Regions from separate parts of the Homo sapiens genome. Here region 1 is linked to region 2. The links are chromatin contacts, found by Hi-C or POLR2A ChIA-PET in ENCODE. All regions are on one chromosome and are shown on one strand. Each heading gives the region's core, a stretch centred on a gene start or an enhancer-like site at or near the end of the contact. The rest is flanking DNA. Distances are from core to core; before and after follow the strand shown.

Region 1 (3,035 bases), core at 31-2,530, 520 kb after region 2:
GGCTTGTTCAACACACAGCCACCTGCCCCTCACCAGAGACAGAGACCCTGGGGCTGGGGAGGAATCCAGTCCATTCGCTCCAGACACCCACCCCAGGCTCAGGAACAGTGCAGAAGAGAGACAGGGGCTGGCTCCGAGTGAGAGAGACACCCGCCATTCCCAAACCCTCTTTGCGGAGGACCACGAAGAACCCACCAAGCAGTGTAAGGAAAGAAGAAAACAAACAAGGACTTATGACCCGGGCCCACCTCTCACTCCAGCCCCAAGTCACTTCCCCTTCATGTAAAGCAGGTGTTATTTTGTTTGCGGCTCTTCAGCTGCCAGGTGGGGATGCAAATGAGAAAAGCTGAGACTCAGTTGTTTCACAGAAAGAAGAGGAAACCAGAAGATGTCGGGACACCAGAGCCTGTTGCTTTTCGAGGCCTTTTAGGATAGGGTAGCAATTGAAGGTGGCCTCAGAAAAGGATGATTGGGAAAGGGGGAGGTAACTGAGGTCCCCTCACCTAGCCTGGGGGCCCCTTCTCTTCACCAACACCTACAAACCCTTGGCCTCAAAACCCAGGCAGTGTTCCGGCCACCTCATGTAGCAAGGGGAGCCTGGAGACAGAGGACGGGCCCCGGGTCACACACAGAGTGGCCAGATTGGGTGGAGACCTGCGTGTCCTGGCACCAGGAGTCTCTCCACGAGCCTCTGCAATTTCTCAAACTTCAGTGAGATGAAGACTCATTTTTGCAACTTGGTCTCTATTTGCTGCACTGTTGGCCATTTCAAGCTTGTACCCGCAGTCAGCAAAAGGAAGTGTTAATAAGCTCGCCCACATAAACCCACTTTGCCCACTGCTCAAACCACCGCAAACCAATTTTTCCAGGCTGCTGCCAGGTTAGGCTCCCTTGGTGTTAATTTCCTGCTCAGTAAAGCAGTGAGTCATCTCCCTCCCTTCTCTCCAGCTCTCACTATTGCTCTGAGACCAGAGTCTGCAGCAGAGGGGTCACATGGAATCCTTTAGTACAGAAGTTCACGACCTGGACGAGGAGACGCAGGGACCGCCAACTGGCTCCTTGGAAACTGCCCGCAGTTGATTCCGAAAACACACCTGAGCCGAGAAGCTCCATGCAATCTGGAATTCCTGGAGTTCTTGTCAGCGTCCACTGCCATGCAGGACTCTGGGGCACTTGGCTTGTCATTGGCTAAAAGATGGGCTGGGTTCGAGGTGCAGATAGCTGCATTTTAGCCGCTGGTGCTGTCTCGCTTGGAGGAATGCTGTCTGCCACGCGACCACCAGGTGGCGCACAACACCTCGCGGCGACTGGACCGGGCACGGCTGCCTCTTATTAATCCCGCGGAGAAAACAGAGGCTGGAAATGCCCCCGGGGTGAGGCTTGACCAAGAACGGCAGACTCAAAATGGCTCCCTGTGGACCAAGTTCAGCTGAATGGAACAGAAAAATGTGTTCACAGCGGCTTCAACAAGAGACAGTCGTGTTTCTCTGTAAACACAGTCCTGAGTGGCTTAGGGGCCCCATGAAGGCCTAGGGCACGCAGCCTCCTTCCTCCTCACGGCCTCCACCTGGGATGTAGCCCCCAGCCTCCTAGTCCACGGTGACTGCCAGAGCTCCAGCCATCTCATACAAGTCAGGCAGTAGGATGGAGGAGGGGACAGAGAAGGGTATGGCTACCTTCACTGTGCTTTGCCGGAATTCACAGACATCACTTGTCTTACAACTCATTGGCCAAGCCTTAGCCATGGAGGCTGGGGGTGGGCTCTTTTGCTGGGCTTTGCCACCCCCAAGTAATTTCAGGCTTTAGTTTAGAAGAAGAATATGAGGATGGCTATCTCACGGCGACGTCAGCCACATGTGAATATGCGCCACTGGAGTTCCCCTGCGCCAACCCAGCATATTTCCCATTCCCTGGAAACCTCAATAACTGGGGCTCACTTCCTGCCTGCCCCTTAACCGATTTGACTCCCAAATATATGTCCCATGTCCATATTCTTCTCTTACACGCCAAGACCTGTACCTCTACCTAAACGTCCTGTGAGAACCTCACACTCCACATGTCTAAGCCGGTTTATCACCTCCTCTATCCCCTGCACAGGCCAGCCCTTCCTCCTGTGCTCCCCAGCCCAGGGTCTATCATCATGTCCCTTGACCCAAGCCAAGAACCGAGAGCCTAGGCACCTGCTTCCCTCCACACAGCCCCTCTGCCATCTACCCGTGAGTCCCACCTTCCCAGCATTTCCTGAATTCGTTCCATCTTTCCTTTCCCCATGATGACTTACTGCTCATCACCCTGAGACCCCAGTCTCGCCTCCATCAGACCAACCTCAACGCGGCTTCCAGAGGGGTTGCTCTGAAATCCAGATCAAACCCTGTCACCCTTCTGATTGAAGCCTCCATGGCTCCCAAAATTTTCAACGTGATTTATCAAGACCTTGAGAATCTGACCCATCCCTACATCCTCCACGTATCAGTTAGCATGGGGTAAGCATTTAACATGTGCACAAACCAGGCAGTGACTCCCTCCGTCCTCACAGCTCCTCTCTGAGGTGGCGGGTGACAGTCTGGGTTATTATTATTCAGCAAATACTCACACTCCTCCCGTATAGACTCCCCTGCTCATTGATGTTGGACTTGACCACCTGACGTGTTTTGGCCCTGGGGCTGTTGGAGGATGGAACTAGCAGAAGCACTCCATGCGCCCACATGGCCTGGCTCCTTCTTTCCACTCCAGAAGTCCAGGGTAAGAAGAGCTTCCTCCAGAGAGCCTCTGCTGTGCCCCAGGACAAACTTGGTGCAACCACCTGAACTTGCGTCAAACCCAGGCTACCTACAGCCTAAGGCAGGGCCGTCCAGCCACACCTATCCTGGATCAGCCAAATTATAGCCATCTGAGACCTGTGAGTATGAGAGTAATTAACACTGGTTGTCATAATGCACTGAGTTTGAGAGCTGTTTGTTATTATGATTATTATTTTAGAGACAGAGTCTCTCTCTGTCTTCCAGGATGGAGTGCAGTGGTGCAATCACAGGTCA
Region 2 (3,441 bases), core at 78-2,577:
TAAAAACTCAGTAAGGTATGCAGGCAACTAGAAAATTATTAACCCTATTTTATAGACGAATAAGTCAAAGTCCAGAAACAGAAAAGTATCTTTTATAAAAAGTACACATGAAGTTAGTGACAAAATCGAATCTCAGTCCCCAGTTCCTGCTGTGCTACTGAGGCTAAACCGCAGCCGGGCCTGTGGCAAATGTTTAATCAGCTGTTGACTGAAGAAAATAAGGTCCGCCTGCCCAACAGCAACCGTTTGTAGAGTCTCAGAGGCCCAGCTTCTGTCTGTATCTACCTCATGCCCCAGAGGCAGCTTCTAGCAGCTCCGGAGAGCATCCTGCCAGTGGGAGTTGACCCAGCTGCGCCCCCTTTGAGGGAGAAGTGTGAGGAATTTCCTTACAATGGGGTGGGGAGTTGCGAAGATACTCCTTCCTGAAGGTCTGGCAGTCTGGACCGGGGTGGCAACTGGGCGGAGATGATTCCGCTCACGGGAACCCTACCTAGTAACCCGACCTAGTAACGTAACCTCAGAGCCGTTCCTCAGCTAGAAAACAAAGGGATTAGGCCGGGCGCGGGTTTGTAATCCCAGCACTTTGGGAGGCCGAGGCCGCAGGGTCACTTAAGCTCAAGAGTTCGAGACCAGCCTGGGCAACATGGCGAGACCCCCATCTCTACAAAATATTTAAAAAGTTAGCAGGTTGGGAGGTTCGGTTGAGCCACGGGTTCGAGGTTGCACTGAGCCATGATCGCGCCACTGGGGTCTGAGCGAGACCACCTCCCTGAAACAGAAAACGAAGGGGTCGGGTATAATGATTTCTAAGGTCCCTCGTAGTGAACCCTAAAAGTTATCACACCCCACGGTGGGGCTATCGCGGCTTGAGGGCAGCCACAGCCTCAGCCGGGGTTTCTGTCCGGGCCCTGATGGGTCCCCAGCAGGGAGAAACAGCGTCCGGCGCGCTGTGGCGCTCGGCGAACGTGCGCTGAGTTCAGGCGTTACAACGGGGTCGCACGCGGAGTCCAGGCCTGGCAGGGGTGCCAGGACGCCGCCGGCCATCTGGGGCCCGACCTCCCAAGGTCTCCTCCCCGCGGCCGGCGGCTAGCGCGCTCACGGCGCCCGGGCCTTGCGCGCCCGCCGGGGGCGAGGTCAGCCCTCCCCCCTCGGCTATTGGCTCCAGAGAACAAAGGAGCCGCCCCGCGGGCTGCTCCGATAGGGCCGGGCGGGTCATCTGAGCGGCGCAGCCAATGGAGTGGCTGGGCGGCCCCGGGGATGGCCAGGCCCGCCAGCCAATCAGGCACCCGTGCCCGCCCCGCCTGCCCCGGGAATGGCCAGGGCCGGGAGCCCGGTGCCCAAGTCGCCCTCGGGGTGGCAGTTCCCGTTAACCTTAGCCACAAAGTCAAAGGTATTTATTTCCCCGTCGCCTCCCTCCGAGTCCCTCTGCATTTTGGGCGGGGAGGGGCGGTGCGAGGGATGGACCAGCGCCCGGCCCCGCTCCTCCCGTGCTGCCTCCGCCCGGCCCGGGCTGGGGCGGAGGGATGGGGCGGGGGCCTGGGGTGCCCCGAGCCCCGCGCGCCCCCCGAGCCCCGGGTCTCAAGCGTTCCCTCTGCCCCGACACAGCCGAGGGGAAAGGGGCGCGGCCGAGGGTGGGGAGGGCGCCAGGCCAGGGCAGCGAGGTTAGGAGGGAGGCTAGTGAGAATGGAGGGAGGACGCGGTGGCGAGTAGAGGGGTCGCCCGCGGGCGGTCTCTCCTGGGCTGTCCCGTTGTTCCGAGTTCCCCGTCCCTGTTCGCCTCCCTGATAGATCAGTTTCTGGGGGCAGGAACCCCAATGCTCGCTGCAGAGTGACAGACACATAGTAGGTGACCAATAAATGTGTGATTAAACGAGCGGGGATAAGGATTGGGGGTGGAGATAAGTGAGAGGGAAGCACCGCAGAAGTTGGAAGTGTGTGGTGTCGGGTGTGGCGGAGAACTCCTCTCTAGGAAGATGGGCACAGCAGCCGCGAACTCGGTGGGGCGGGGTGCGGGCATCCCCTCTGTGAAGAACGTTGAGGATATCTACATGTGGAAGGTGTGGAGATGGGTCCTCCTTCGGCCCTTTGAGCAAGATGATCTGAGCTGGGGCTGGGTGTGGTCAGAGCCCCAGGGGTTGGAGGCGGACGACAGCCCAAGGCTTCACAGCTAACTGTTCCCATGTTCATCTGTAAAATGAAGAGATTAGATGGCAGTTGTCTCCTTTCAGCTTGAAGGTTCATGCTTCCGTGCTTCAAATCTGTTTTGTACTGAAATTTCTTTTATTTAAGTGTTCCCTTATGACAGTTTTTATTAATGGATTACTGTGTGTGGAGCCTGTACTGGGTGCAGGGGAGAGAGAAGGACCCTGTGTTAAGATGCATGTAGTCTTGTGCAGACTAACAAATTGATGACAATGATGATTCCATGTAGATGGTCCTAGGTGCACAGGTTAAACAGAGAAGGGATTCCTGGCTGTGCCTGGTGTGTCCAAAAAGGCTTCCTGGTCAAAGCGATCCCTAATCTGGGCTGGGAAGGGGAGAACTGAGCAAGGGCCTTCCAAGGTTGGTCACAGGGTGCGAGGACACGGTGAGTTCAAGAGCCACGAGAGGATGGGGCGTGTCGGGGTGCAATGGGGAAAGATGAGCAGAGTTGAGTTCTCAGTTCCCTCTTATCCGAGGTGTGCGTGCCAGCAAGTCCATTTGGTGGGGGTCTGGGTTTCTGAAAAACAACTCAAGGACATATGCTAAGATGTTACCTTTAGTTTCTTTAGGCAACCACACGTTTCGTGTGGTCTGACTTCCTTGCTATTATTTTAGCTACGATTACCTTCTTATCAGGTTGCACATTTACTTCTCAGGACCAGCTAGGTGCCTGGAATTTCCCTGGAAAGAACTCAAGATTTTCCTTTATTTTCATGATTGGAGGGCACAGCAGGTGCCTGAAGGGGTCCCTGCTCCATCTCACTTTGCTTTCCCAAGGTCCTTTGAATGCAGCAAGGGATGCAAACGTGTTTATTAATTAAAATGTGACACCTCTTCAGAGATTGTTAGCAGCTGGGTTTATCCTCGGCCTTCAGCTCAGATGCAGGCCCTGACAGGTTCCTGAATATTAGAATTGGGGCCGAGGAATGTAAGTGCAGCTCTCGCCTCTGAAGGGAGGTGGGTGAGGAGGAGGGGGCCAGGGGTGTGGCGCAGGGGAGGTGTGGGTGGGACAGTTCCAGCAAGCGTGTTTACCTCTGGCCGGTGAAGGAAGTCTTGGAAGGAGGTACCTCAGGATCATGGCTGGGGTTGAATTGGGGACCTCTGGGAGGTGGGCAGGCATAGTGGATAAGGCAAGTGACCTGCTTGCATGCAGATCAGGTCTCCTGGGAATGTCGAGGGGAGCAAACTGAAGCCATGAAACCAGGCTGGCTGTTCATACCCTGAGGTACAGTTCTTATAA

Evidence for each region. A loop is a pair of places that touch in the nucleus more often than their neighbours do. ChIA-PET counts read pairs that join two places held with the same protein, here RNA polymerase II (POLR2A). Pooled maps may share reads with other maps.
Region 1: a map with no recorded cell type shows a loop between it and region 2 (18-fold over the local background). The contact joins the enhancer-like site here to the promoter of ZNF775 in region 2. A Hi-C loop is called at or near these places in 1 of 168 maps with a recorded cell type or tissue (OCI-LY7), 3 of 37 single-sample maps with no recorded cell type and 1 of 50 pooled maps. POLR2A ChIA-PET finds 5 or more read pairs at or near these places in 1 of 52 experiments (activated CD4-positive, alpha-beta T cell).

What each region holds. Positions count from the first base shown.
Region 1 is chr7:150,897,376-150,900,410 of GRCh38, forward strand. No RefSeq gene overlaps it. Among named protein-coding and RNA genes, the nearest start is that of AOC1, 46 kb to the left of the region's middle. RefSeq lists an enhancer at 1,146-1,440 and silencers at 1,146-1,306, 1,324-1,383. Within about 2 kb of position 1,281, at least 4 of the 41 ENCODE cell types and tissues checked have a DNase peak (open chromatin) inside an H3K27ac peak, as active enhancers do; they include OCI-LY7, where a contact is called at or near this core.
Region 2 is chr7:150,378,003-150,381,443 of GRCh38, forward strand. ZNF775 (zinc finger protein 775) reads left to right here and starts at 1,328. Exons shown (of 3, transcript NM_173680.4): 1 at 1,328-1,390. ZNF775-AS1 (ZNF775 antisense RNA 1) reads right to left here. Exons shown (of 2, transcript NR_183445.1): 2 at 1,843-2,186. RefSeq lists enhancers at 317-476, 2,487-2,546 and a silencer at 887-1,696.